Linked DNA regions of Mus musculus: all the other regions are linked to region 1. Evidence: chromatin contacts called from ENCODE Hi-C or POLR2A ChIA-PET data. All regions are on one chromosome and are shown on one strand. The core of a region is the stretch at or near the end of the contact, and the rest is flanking DNA. Distances in the headings are between cores, read along the strand shown.

Region 1 (4,457 bases), core at 1,258-3,757:
TCTCTCCAGCCTGTAAACAGAGTTCTTTGTTATGGCATGTAAATTGCACTAGGAAGAAAAATACACTTAGAACAAATCAATTATTCTAGATCAGGTCCAAGGATGAGGCCACAAGTGTGCACTATGGAAAAGCAAGGGCATGTGAAACTGTTGCTTTGAACTTGTGAGCTTATAGAATGAAACACTGCTTTGAACTTACTATTGACATCTTCTGGGACTCCCTTTTGTTTAGCATTTTATCTGTGAGGTAATTTTATAAAGAACTTTTGTCTAAGAAGCTATAAAAAGGCTGGGAGAAAAATAAATGTGTAGATGTCAGGCTGACTTCCTTTTTTATGTTTTTTCTTTCTCTGTGGAGCCAGTTATTTATTTCGTAGTGTTCTGCCTGCATATATACTGCAGGCCAGAAGAGGGCACCCGATCTCATTATAGATAGTAATGAGCCACTTTGTAGTTGCTGGGAACTGAACTCTGGACCTTTGGGAGAGCAGCCAATGCTCTTAAACTCTGAGCCATCTTGCCAGCCCTCACAAAGAGTTAATGAGCTTCTCGACAGGCCAGTGAGAGGCCCCTGAGTTAAAGAATAAAGAGTCCAAGTAATTCCATTTCTTTTCCTAATCTCCTACTGCTATCAGCAGGAGTCACTTGCCAGAAGCCACCAGTCCTGGTCCCCAGAACAGTAAAAGAGGGTTAGTGACCAGAGGGCATTCTCCTCTGCTCTGCGCCCCACATCGGTACCTGAGTGTCAGGGTGGAACCCTGACAGTTCACAATTTCAGTTTTCTTTACAGCAAAATAGTATTGCACAGAGTATATGTACCACACTGCCATTAGCCAGCCGTCGATCAGAGAATGTTTACGTACGTTGTATTTCCTAGCTACTGTGTATGGCAGCCAACATGGCTGAGCAAGTATCTGTGGAGTGAGAAGTCCTTTGGTCATATGCCAAGGAGCAGTATAGCTGGATTATATGGTTTATTTTTTTGGCTTTTTGAGAATTCTCAAACTTATTTCCATAGTGGCTACACCAGTTTGCAATCCTCCCAGCAGTGAACAAGGGGTTACCTTTCCCTACACGCCCTCTAGAATTTGTTAATGGTTGTTTTATTGGTTTTATCCATTCTGACAGAGATGAGATGAAGCCTCAAAGTTTAATTTCTGTTTCTCTAACTCTAAAGAATGATGAATACTTTGAGATATATGTTAGCCATTTGTATTTCTTCTACTGAAAACGTCTGTTCTGATCCACAGCCCCTCCCCCCTTTTTCTGGCAAGAAAGTCTACAATTTTATTGGGCCTGTTATATAATATTATTAAACTAACCCTAAATGCCATGTCTGAACATTTATTCCTGCAGTATATACATATATATATTCAGGCTGCAGACTACAGCAAGCAGAATCTGGCTGCACTAGGCTTTTAACATTTTATATTTACTTATGAGAGTGTGTGTATATGTGTGCTTGCACATGTGCCATGGTGTCTCTGTTCCGGCCTTACATTATGTGGGTCCCTGGGATTGAATTGAGCCCATTAGGTAGGATACCAAATGCCTTCATTTGTAATGTCTTTTTTTTTTTAAGATTTATTTATTCTATATATATGAGTACACACTGTAGTTGTACAGATGGTTGTGAACCTTAATGTGATTGTTGGGAATTGAATTTAGGACCTCTACACCTCTGCTTGCTCTGGCCAACCCCACTTGCTCCGGTCCAAAGATTTATTTATTAAAATAAGTTCACTGTAGCTGTCTTCAAACGCACCAGAAGAGGGCATCAGATCTCATTATGGGTGGTTGTGAGCCACCATGTGGTTGTTGGGATTTGAACTCAGTACCTTTGGAAGAGTAGTTGGTGCTCTTACCCACTGAGCCATCTCACCAGCCCCTGTAATGTCGTCTTTCTCTGCACTGTTCTCTGATGTCCTGTATTTTTAGACTGGCAGCACCTGTCATTTTTTTCCTGTATATTTCAAGGGCTCAGTAGCTACATGTGGCCAGTAGTAACCAAACTGTACACGATAACGCAGGCAGAGACAAAGGTGGTTTTGCTTCTAGGGCCAGCTCAACTGACAGGAGCTGTTTTAGGAGGGGCACCTGTAGAATGCGGTGCAGGTTTTCTTTTCCTTTCTCCATTCGTGATATCTGGAGTCCTTTCAAGGGTCCTGGTGATGGATGATAATCTGAGGTCTCATCTCTTAGATGAGCTTCTCTACATCTACGAATTCACCCCAAGCCTGGCTCTCCGGGCCACGCAGCTCTTTGTTCTCGTTTTGCCGCATTGACCCCTCAGCCTGACGTCGCTGGATTTCCACCGCAACACTGCAATGGGCGGAGCCAGAGGGCGCGCGGCGCCCAGGCTTCCTTTTGATTGGTGGGTGGCCGGGTTTTAATCTTGCTTGCCAAAGTGGGGGGGAGGGGGTCCGCTGCGCTCCTTGGATCGAGAAATCTGATTGGTCAGTTGTGTGGCGCGAGCAGTGGGTGCACCCCACGCTGATTGGCAGGAGGGACGCACGCATAGAGGGGGGCGGAGCCGGAGTCCGGGAGTGCTGCTCCCCGAGTGTGTGTGGAGCTGGGTGGTGTTTGGTGCGGTACGGCGGCCACTCAGTTGCAGCAGAGCAGGTGCCATCCTGTGGAAGAACCATGAAGCACTACGAGGTAAGCAGCGCGGGGCCCTGGGCCATGATTACCGCAGACCGCAAGTGTCCTGCAGGGCCTCGGAACCTTTTTTTATGGTCTGACTCTCCGCCATGGCGCAGGCGCAGTGTAGTCTCATTGCGCATGTGCAGGGGGGTATTTATAAACCTGCCACCCAGGTTGTTTGGGGATGCCTTTTCTTAGGGTCTTGCAGGGCCTAGGAGAAGCTTGCAGCTTCCTTGCAGCATCCTTGATGGCCTGAGTGGCAGGTGTTCAGGAGGAGTGCGGTGCGGAGCACTTGGTTTTGGTACGAACGATTCTCTTGCACAATCCTTGCACGTTGTCAGCGCCTCGGGCTCAGGAGGGGCTCTGCAGCCAGCCTGCCTCTTCCGACCTTCGCACCCACCTCGCCAAGATGCCTGGGCGGCGAGGGAGTTGGTTCCAGGGTCACGCCAGCCCGTGACCGCCAGGGAAGAAATCTGAATGCGCAAGACCATTCTGGAAGCTCATGTCTTCTGACTGTATCTTGGGTCACCTTTCCTCTTAAAACCAAATCTTCTAATGCTCTTCTCGACCTGATGATACTAATTTCGTTGTTGCTGACTTTTAAGTAATCATCATAAAACAGTAACTCACTGCTCACATTCATAGTAAGAATACATTAGTCAGGGCTAACTACCGTATTACTGAGGTTTTGTTATGTCCTCAGACTCATAGTCCTCTGCGGAGGGATTTGTAGTTTGTTACTATGTAGGTGAAAGTCAGAGATGTCCAGTGAGTTGTTGGAAGGTCCCTGCTAGTAATTGCAGAACAGAAAGGAAATGCAGATTTCTTTTCAAAGGCATAGTTTCTAACCACTAGCAGTGCGGTTCCGGGTAAATGAAAGCTGCCAAGCTGAGAGTTGTGTGTATTTCTCCCCTCAGATCTTAAATTTGTGATGAATTTAGTCAACCTCAGCCTAGCCTTAGGTTAGGGTTTTTTTTGTTTTTTTTTTTTTTCCCCTTCCCTGCCTGCTCCCTCAGTTTGTAGTGCTAGGCTTAGAACTCAGGGCTTTTCTCCTGCTAGGCAAGTACTCTAAACTCTCTTTGATCTTGTAAAACTGAAGCTGTACAGCAGTGTACAGTATCTCCCCATTCCCTCCTCCCCCAGCCCCTGGCAACCACCACTTGTCTCTGGAAATTGGCATACTTCAGGAACCTCCAATACATAGGAAATAATCCTATTTTTTTTTATCACAAGTTGAATACTAATATTGCTATTCATCTTCTGTATCATGATTATTGTTGGTAGTTTTCCCAGGGCCTGTGAAATGAATCTTGAAATCCCCAGTCTTTTTTCTTTTTTTTTTTTTAACATGATGCCAGAGGACCAGAGATGGGAGTCTGCAATCCTTACGCCCCATCAACTCTGTGCTTTCAAAAGGAGGTTTGTTCCCTGGGGTGTTTTTCCTTTCCCACCCCCTCTCTTGCTCTGGGGGAAAAGCCATGTTCAGTTTGAGAAGTACAGGCGGATGATGGAGTTTGCAGCCAATCATTTTAATTTGCTAGTAGAAAATCAGGCCAGGTAGGCTTCTGAGACTTGGGGCGGGTGCTTTGTTTCAAGGAGTGTGAACACAGCCTGAGGCTCACAGTTTGGCCTGGAAAACTTGATCTGGTTTATTTCAGAGCCTGATTTCTCCCAGTGCCTCGATGGGCTGATGGTAGTTCCTCCGGCAGAGCAGTTGTATGCACAAGTGTGCACACACGCGGCTCGGAGGCTCTGGGTTCCACAGCAGCACAAAGGCAGGGAAGAACCAAACTGGGGAATAGGGGTGGAGCTCA
Region 2 (4,623 bases), core at 878-3,377, 260 kb after region 1:
GCTGGTCTCTGGGTTTACCCCTACCCCATTAGATTTGATAACTCTTCCTTGATTGATCCTAAATTCTAATTCTTCCACTTTCAGGACATACCCATTTTCAAGATTTGCCAATCAGGGCCTGCTTGGTAACCTATAAATTTGGATACTCAAAGCTATAGAAACAGAACAGCTTACTGCAGGAGCATATAGAAGAAAGGCTGCCTCCAACACTCCCGGGGGATGGATTTGACTGGAGGCTCCCTGGTCCTTCTACTCTGGGCAGGGAGCTCACCTGAGGCTGCTCCAGGATATGGCCAGCAGCTGAGGCAGAGGGTTCATTTCTCCAAGAGTTTGCAGTCTGGCTAAGAAGGGAATTGTCTCTGCAGCTGCTTCCTGACTCCAAGACCCACTGCTGTGATACCTACTCTGATGTAGACTTCCAGACTTGCAGCTTCAGAGCCTTGAGTCCCAGCTTGGCCACCATGCTGGTCCAGTGACCTGCTAGAGCTGTATGCTTTCAGGAACTGAGAGTTCAAATGGCTCTGAATAGTAAAATCCTACATGGCAATCTGTTTAAACTAGTTTTTATCTTGTAAAGGCTGTTAATCCCAGAGTGTCAATAACACGTCTTTGTTGTCTGACCACTCCATTCTTAGAGGAGGGCGGGACAAGAACTTGACTGGAGACAGGGAGAGAGATGGTCTCCACGAAATATTTCACTCCCATGGGGCAAAGGTGGTGGCTTGTCTGCCCTTCATAGGTTTATGCTCTACAAGAAGAATCTACCTTTAAAATGGAAAGGCATGCCGGGCGTGGTGGTGCATGCCTTTAATCCCAGCACTCAGGAGGCAGAGTCAGGTGGATTTCTGAGTTCGAGGCCAGCCTGGTCTACAAAGTGACAGGACAGCCAGGGCTACACAGAGAAACCCTGTCTTGAAAAAAAGAAAAATTGGAAAGGCATGTACTGCGCACTTAATCAGACCTAACACGGAGATGGATGGGGCATAGACAAGACACTGGCTTGAATATTTTTGGAAGTATAAGGAACTAATAGTGGTTGGTCCTGACAAGGGGACCAAGGAGCCAGGAATCTTGTTTGGGTAGGAGGCTAAACTGTCTGTCTGTCTGTCTATCTATCTATCTATCTATCTATCTATCTATCTATCTATCTATCTATCTATCTACTTTTTTAGGCAGATCCTTAAGTAGCCTTGAACTGCAGATCTCCCTGCCCACATCACCCTCCAGCTGGCATGTAATTACAGGCATGCATGAGCGTGCCCAATTCAGGAATTTCTTTTGTTTCATTTTTAACTTCTTTTATATTTAGCCTTCTCTCCACTTGGCTCTTTCTTATCCAACCCACCAACCCCATTATTGTGCCATCAGCCTTTTGTAATACATTCCTAACCCAGGACTTCTACATTTACTGTCCTGTGGATCAGTCTTCCTCCTGAAGCTGGCCCAGCACACTCCCTCATCTCCTCTAGTAACGCTTATCCTTACTTTGCTGATTCCGCTGTATGTAATGATCCCTTCCCCTACTCCCTAATCCCCTTAATAACTTTGTTAGGCAGCTTCACCTGATACTATGCTTTTGCTGGTTGGTTTGGCGTGCGAGTCCCTTGTAGAAGACCACCTAGCACATAAAAACCATACTTTTGAGGTTTAAAAAAAAGGCACAGATTATTCCTCCAGTAGAAACGATGTTAAGAAATGAACGTTTGATGAATTAAGTGTTCCATGTTTGTTTTCAGAGGAAAAACTCGCAACTTCTCATTGCACACACTTAGTCACGCAAGTTCTTTTGCGTCATCCATAAAGTGCCTTCGACCCAAGTTTCCTTTGTGCCTCATAAAGATGGGAAATAATCACTTCGCAGATTAGGAAATGTAAGTGAAAGTGCTGTGGTCACGCCCGCGGTGGAAGAGTCCCGGAAAGCCCAGAGCAAAGTTCCCAGGCCGAGTCCACAGGGAACTCGTTGGCGCTGGGCTGGGAGTGCGGCCGCCGCCGTTGCCATGGGAACCGTCCAGCGTCTGGCGCGCCTGCCCGCGGGCCCCTCCTTCCGCGCCGGCGATAGGCTGAGAGCGAGCCAATCGGAAGAAGACGAAGAGGCGGGGCGCGGAGCCAAGAGACACCCCGCCCCCGCAGCCTCCGTGCGGACTTCCGGGTCGCGGTGTTCGCAGGGAGCGCTCCACGTAGAGCGTCGTTTCCGTTGCCGGTGTTTGCAGCTGGGGAAACCGAGGCAGTGCCAGCTTCCCCCTAGTTCTTCCGCTCCTGTGAGGTGGCTGCTGTTTTATTTTTCTCTCACTCTGAGTTGCTGGCGTGCGGCTGCGCAAGCCTCGCTGGCGTCCCGCGGATAACCCGCAGGGTGCGGGGGCCGTCGGGGCTTTGTGCAGCGTTCCCGCGCGCGAGAGGGGCGGGACGGCGCGGTGCCCACGGGGCTCGCACTCGGTTTCCCGAGGCCCTGGGGCTCGGCGGGACGGCCTGCCTGCGCCTGGCACTTCTGCCCGCTTCGTCCCGACAAGCGCCGACGGGATGACTCATTTTAAAGATCCTGATCCGCGTGTCTGGCACCGACACCTGGTGCCTTGCCTTGCGGGGATTTCGAATTTGACAGCTCCTCGGGCCCGGGCGCAGAGAGGGTGTGTCTGCGAATCCCAGGGCTGGAGTTCCCGGTATCCCTCCTCCCCTTCGTTTAGCACCCGAAAAGAGTTTTATTGCAAGATCAGTTATATCAAGTGTATAGATTTTGTGGGGTTTTTTGTTTTTTAACCTCTTGGTGTCTCTGCCCTTCACCTACTGACTAGAACAATGATGAATTCGTCAGGATGCCATCTGCTCGGTTTCCCAACCTGTATGCTTCAGTTTGTAAGCCACTTGTAGTGTTTTCATTTGTCGGAGTCAGCTGACAGGGACAGCTGGGCGCGCTCTCAACCAAGGCTGAGAAGAGCTCATTTTTTGGGAAGCCACATCTGATGTGTGGTAGATTTGAAATTGTTGCTCGGTTGGTCCTTTTATTCTTGAACTTCTTTGTTCCAAGTTTCAAGGGATGAAAAACGGAAGTATGAATCCAAAATATTAAATATAATATTTGGCAAAAATGAAATGTGGTTATTCTTTTTAGCGATTAAATAATTTGGCCAGTTATTTGGCTACTTTTTACATTTTTTTTTCAAGTGACCATTTGGCAAATCATTATTTAAGCTGTTGTATGTTATTTCCTTGCCTGATGAATTAAACACTCACAAAATAGACACAATGGAATAATATATTTCATTATCATTTGGGGAGTTGGATCAACTTAATTTCTTTTTCAGTTTTATAATTCCAGTTTGAGACCGTTAAGCTTGTGTGTTTATATCCTCTTTCCAGGGAAACATGTTCGTGTCTCTGTGGGAGTTTTTCTATGGACACTTTTTCCGATTTTGGATGAAATGGCTCTTACGGCAGATGACTGGGAAATGTGAATTGCAGCGAATTTTTGACACCTATGGAGGGGCACAGAGGACCTACAGAATAGGTAATACCTTCAAAATAAAGAAAATTCAACATTAATTATAACCTAACTGAATTCTTCTGCTCACCCCATGGGAGTTTGATTTGAGCGAGTCACTGCAGCTGAGTTTCTTAAGCTTTGTGGTCTTTAAGTTCTTTTCATTCTACTACTGACTATTGAATTGAGCACTGAATATATAAAAAGAAACTTCCTAAAACATCCCATATGTATCCAAAAAACGAGCCTTTTGGGTGTCTTAAAAATGTATCAGTTATTATTCAGATTATATTTTCAATTGTTTACTAGAAAATTATTCTCTCTTCCATTTGAAATTTTTACACAAATGTATGAGGTAAAGATTGAAGAGTACCCCCTGGAGCTCGTGTCTCTAGCTGCATATGAATCAGAAGATGGCCTAGTCGACCATCAGTGGAAAGAGAGGCCCATTGGTCGTGCAAACTTTATATGCCTCAGTACAGGGGAACGTCAGGGCCAAGAAGTGTGGGGGGGGGGTGAGGGGGGAGGGCATGGGGGACTTTTGGGATAGTACTGGAAATGTAAATGAAGAAAATACCTAATTAAAAAAAAGATTGAAGAGTCAGTTATCTGTTTTCCTACTTTGAGGCCTCAATAATCAGTCTTCTCACTTTTGACTCTTATTTCTGAATGGACAGATTACTCATTGGTCCTAGGAAAGACTTTTAGAACCTACTTGGTCCAGGCTCACAGTGATGGCCACATGGTTCTGAGCACTTGAAGTCTGCATGATGTTAATTGAGTTGTGCTTTACCTGTAAGATACCCACTGGATTTCAAAGACTTATATGAAAAAATGTGTAAAGATGTATGATAATTGTATTTGTAATACAGTCAAGTGATAATATAAGTTGTTAGAGCAATAAAAATTGCATGTATTTTGTTTTAATATAGCTGTGGAAATGTCTATGGTATACATGGGGCTCAATTTGGCTTGTGTTATATTTCTGTCAAATGACAGTTTTTCAGTGTTTAATTGAAAATGTTGTTCTGACTTCAAACTCAGATGGCTGAGAAATGTGGTTTGAAGTTACTGTAGAAATGGTAAGAGAGACCTGGGCGGAGCCACAGCTCATGATGCTGTGTTAAGTAGAAAGTCAAGAATTAACC
Region 3 (4,691 bases), core at 520-3,019, 430 kb after region 1:
GTTATGTCTTCACCTCATCAAGAACTATCCTCTCACAGCGGGCACTGTGGGAGCAATTTACCTAACACTCAAACTCTGGGAAATGCGGTCCCAACCCCGAAGATGTCAGCAGTCCATCCCATGTCTGCAGTCTCTCTCCTAGTAAACCATCTACTTATGTCTTTCACTGACTTTGGCTATAATAAATATTCTAGTACATGAAGGAAGGCCCACTATCTCTAGCACTGAAAGTCAGTATTACCTGTAACCTCCCCCTATGCAAAACAGCTAGTTAATATGGAAATAACCGGGTTATAAGAGAGAAAGATTGCTAATAATCTTGGTAACATTTTGTTGAAGGAGTTTGAGAACTAACTGAACTAGTTAAAATGCAGTTATACAGCGAATTCTTTTTATGACCAGAACCAAATAACTTGCTTTGTTTTATGTCAGATCTCATGCAACAAAAGAATTCCATTTTCCTTATTCATTCTCATAGGTCATGTAGGAAGTGACCACATCAGCCTCTTGACAGATTGCTTCCCTGGTAACAAAAGGGTATTTTATACCTAATTGCCCATAAAGACAGCTGAGTCCAAGCTAAGCATCTTCCATCTCTCTTCTCAATACATTCAGCAGTATGTTAAAGGGGGGTAGGGAGAGTATGCAACCCGGCGTTCGATTCTTAATAATTCACTCATTGCTAATTTCATCTTAACCCACTATGGGTCACCCAGAACTCAAAGACCCCATCGCCCGACAGGGTCAGGAAAGAGGCGTTTCTCTCCTAGTCTGGGGGAAAATAAAATCACAACTCGAGACACCTTCCAGGCCCCCAGACAGGGCCGGCAAAAGGCCCAGCCCCGGAGACCGGGCGGCGTCCCGGGTGTCCGCAGCCAGAGCCCCGGGCGGAGCCTCCCGCAGTGCCCGTTCTTACCCGCCAATCCGCCGCCGCCACCCCCGTCGCCCCCGTGGCCCTTCCTTCGTTGCAGAATGAAGTAGGGGTTGGCTCTCTCGGTGATCCACAGCGCGTTGGCCAGCAGTACCTCCTCCGGATTCACCCACATGGTCCTGGTGGCCGCGGGCAGTCGCACAAAGAGGCCCGCACACTGGCGCGCTCTCCCGGGCACACGCGCGCCCTCCCGCCCGTGGGTGCGGGGCCGCGACGGCCTTCAGCAGGCTGCGGCCCGCGGCTCCCGGCCCGCGACAAAGACCCAGCGGGCAGCCGGGAACGACGACGGGGATCGGGACCCAGCAAGTAGCATCCTCCCTACGGCTCCTCGCTCGCCAAGTGCACAGCCTCGCAGCCCGGCCCTGCCCACCGCAGGGCGAGCAAGCGTCGGGGCTCGGTCTCAGGGCGCGGCGGTGTTCAAGGGCGAGCTTGTGCGGGAATCCGAGCCCCCAGGGCGCCGTGATCACCAGCTGCCGAGCCCGAGATCACCGCTCGTGGACACTGCGCGTCGGGGCAACGAGCTGGAAGGACGCTCCCGGCGCTGGGAATGAATGACGACAGCGCGGCTCAGTCGCCGCGAGCCCGGGTGACCGCGGGTGGCTTCTCGCGAGCCCGGTAGGGACTGTGTGCGGAGCGCAGGGCCCCACGCCCATCCCAGCAGGGAGGAAGCTGCCCCGCTCCCAGAGCCTGCGTGTGGCGTGTGTATTCAAGGCTGACGCTCGGCGGGACAGCGCCACCCCTGCCCCGGAAACGTGTGTTCCCAGGTTCCAGACCTGGCTCTAGAGCCAGGAGTCCAAGGTGGACGCAGCCAATGGTTGGTAATGTTTTTGTTTCCTGCATCCCTGGATCAAGTCACGCGCTAAACTTGTCACCACCGGTGGCCACTCCCCTTCCATTCCTTTGTAATTAAAGTGGCCCAGCTAAATGCATTACATCACTTCTTTCCTTGACCTACAGGGCGTAAGCTATAGAGAAGTTGGAAACAGACCAAAAGCTTAAACCAACTAATTCTCCCCACAGCTGTTCCTATATTGGGCATTAGGAGCTTTGAGGGACACTAGCATTGTTTGTTTGTTTGTTTGTTTATGAAAATTAAACCAGAGGCACTCAGACCAGGCAACTTTATGCTTTTAACAATTTGTCTTTCCCTGCATTCCTGGAATCCCTTTCTGGTCTCAGCTCATTTACTGCGTATCGTACGCGACTAAATGCATTCACCCGAGAGATCGGAGAAATGTTTTCAGCCAAAGAGGTTTTCCTTTTCAGATGACCAGAGTTGTTGACTAGACTCTGCAATGGCCCAAAAGTTAGCCAATCGTGAGAATCTCCTCTTTTCAAATAACCAAACCATTCAAACACATTTTTTATGTGTGTACCTATGATTTAAATGTGTCCTTCCAACCCCAAATTCAGTCACTGTGACAGCATTAATCTGTGGGGCCATTAGAGGCAATTAGGCCGAGTGGGGTCCCTCATCAGGAATGGAGAAAGACACAGAAAGCAGCACACAGGAGTTGGGTTAGTTTATCCATCAGCTCAACTCTGTGAGGAAGCAGACAGAACCAGCAGCAGATGTGGCCCACATGGTTGTAGACTTACTGACCTTGACAACCATGCGAAATAAAAGTCTTTCCTTTAAGAGTTACTCATCTTGCCAGGTGTGGTGGCGCACGCCTTTAATCCCAGCACTCGGGAGGCAGAGGCAGGTGGATTTCTGAGTTCGGGGCCAGCCTGGTCTACAAAGTGAGTTCCAGGACAGCCAGGGCTACACAGAAAAACCCTGTCTCGAACAACAACAACAACAAAAAGAGTTACCATCTCAAGTATTTCATGACAACAGTACAGATGGACTAAGAGCGGTTTGGGTGTGTTTCTGACTGTGTTAAGGACTCTTCCAAGTAGCTGAATGAGCAAACTGGCAGCCATTCCATCAAGGCTTTGTGCCCAGCCCTGAGGGTGCTAAAGAAGTACAAGGCTCTCTTCCTGTCACCACAAGGGTCTTCTCCCTGATTTGTTTAATCATTTAGATACCTGTCCATTGACAGGGTCCCACTGTGTAGCCCAGAATGGCTTTGCACTCAAGAGCCTCTGGGCTCATGAAGCATAAGCATGAAGCTCTCTGGTTGGTCTGCACTAGCAACGGTCTGGCTTTTCACCTGTTTTTCATCTTCAGTCTCTTTAGGAGACAGACACTAGACCTTCAGGCCTTTAAAGATGCTCAACACAGTTAACAGACGCAGGTATGTTGCTTTGTGGCAGTATAATTTCTAAAACTACAATAAACCCGCCATGCTGAGAACGGAGACAGTGGGGCAGCCTGAACTCAAGTCTCTCCACCTTGAGAAAAGCATGCATTAGACTGTCTCACAGTTAAATCTAGCTTCTGTTTTTTTGTGGGTTTTTTCTGTCCTTTATGTCTTGGGTTTCTGTAATGTAGGCACTTCTATGGGCACAACGGAGAGAAAGTTTGTGCTTTCTGTCTTGTTTGGCAAACACAATAAAGATTGTTTTCCATTACCAATTTCTACTTCCTACATAGAAACTGAGGTATTGGGTTGTGGACCTAAATATTTGGTAATAGTTTGGCACTTTCAGTATTAAAATCAACAAGCAAAAAACAACAGGTACTTTCTGTAACTAGTATTTTTTTTTTCTTTTTTGAAACAGGATTTCTTTGTGTAGCCCTGGATGTCCTGGAACTCAAATGTAGACCAGGTTGGCCTCAAACTCAGAGATCTGCCTGCTTCTGTCTCTCAAATGATGGGATTAAAGGTCTTCTCCATAACTGCCCACCTTGTAAAGTAGCATTTTCAAAGAATCTACAAGGTCCCATAATCACACCATTTGTAGGATCCTTATCTTGATCACACACCTGGCTTGCTGGGCATGGTGGCGCACACCTTTAATCCCAGCAGAGGCGTTTGCACCTCTGAGAGTGAGTTCAAGGCCAGCCTATTCCACAGTGAGTTCCATGACAGACCAGGGCTACACAGAGAAACCCTTTTTCCAAAAACCAAATCAAACCAACAAATACATGACTTGACACCAAAACCTCTACACAACCTAAAGTGTAAATTTAGCTTAGCTTTTCATTAGTGTTTTGGCGCCAAAATATGATTTTCTTGTGCAATGCATGCATTGAATCACCTACTCATTAATTCAATAGAATGTCTATTATACCCATGGCATGGGGACAGAAATTGAACAAAACATAGGGAAAACTCTGCCTTTGCAAAGATTAAAACATAAAATTAGTAATAAGACAAATCTTTCAAAAAAATGCTTGGAGAACAAACTTGGACTTTGAACAGAATAAACACACACACACACACAACCTTTAGTTATTTTCATGGAGGACATATGGCAAATTAGACTACCAGATAACCTAAGGGCATTGACCAAAATGGATGAATTACAGGGAGTTTGTGGTGACCTGCTGGTGCCAAGCTTCTAACAGGTTTCAGGATCAGAGTCTGGGCCTGATAGCCCTAACAAGCTAGGCTTAACTGCCCATTATCACAGGCTAGTTAAACAGGTAAGAGGCACTGAAAAGGAGAGAAAAGAGATTACTCAATATGGCCTCATTGGGAACTGGAACAAAGATGTTGGGTGGCTCTCATCCCCCCACCCCTCTATCCCTACCCAGTCTCACCCCCATCACCCCATCTCTCCATCCCCCTACCCCTACCCCCGTCCATCTTCAGGGTCCTGGAATGCTCTAAGGCATAGGTTTACATGAACTAAGCAGCCCTGGTCAGGG

The links. Hi-C counts contacts between places; a loop is a spot of excess contacts on that map. ChIA-PET counts read pairs that join two places held with the same protein, here RNA polymerase II (POLR2A).
Region 2: a loop to region 1 is called in a map of heart, with 5 times the contacts of the local background. The contact joins the promoter of Elmod2 here to the promoter of Tecr in region 1. A Hi-C loop is called at or near these places in 2 of 37 maps with a recorded cell type or tissue (adrenal gland and heart). POLR2A ChIA-PET finds 5 or more read pairs at or near these places in 1 of 5 experiments (embryonic stem cell).
Region 3: a loop to region 1 is called in a map of v-Abl transformed pro-B cells, with 2.2 times the contacts of the local background. The contact joins the promoter of Tbc1d9 here to the promoter of Tecr in region 1. A Hi-C loop is called at or near these places in 1 of 37 maps with a recorded cell type or tissue (v-Abl transformed pro-B cells). POLR2A ChIA-PET finds 5 or more read pairs at or near these places in 1 of 5 experiments (embryonic stem cell).

What each region holds. Positions count from the first base shown.
Region 1 is chr8:83,592,541-83,596,997 of GRCm38, reverse strand. Tecr (trans-2,3-enoyl-CoA reductase) reads left to right here and starts at 2,507. Exons shown (of 13, transcript NM_134118.5): 1 at 2,507-2,658. The coding sequence starts at 2,644. D830024N08Rik (a long non-coding RNA gene) reads right to left here. Exons shown (of 3, transcript XR_003947410.1): 3 at 1-10.
Region 2 is chr8:83,329,990-83,334,612 of GRCm38, reverse strand. Elmod2 (ELMO/CED-12 domain containing 2) reads left to right here and starts at 2,127. Exons shown (of 9, transcript NM_178736.5): 1 at 2,127-2,263; 2 at 3,355-3,502. The coding sequence starts at 3,361. Gm32327 (predicted gene, 32327) reads right to left here and starts at 1,994. Exons shown (of 2, transcript NR_168721.1): 1 at 1,563-1,994.
Region 3 is chr8:83,162,430-83,167,120 of GRCm38, reverse strand. It overlaps Tbc1d9 (TBC1 domain family, member 9), which reads right to left and starts at 1,769. Exons shown (of 21, transcript NM_001111304.1): 1 at 917-1,769. The coding sequence starts at 1,046.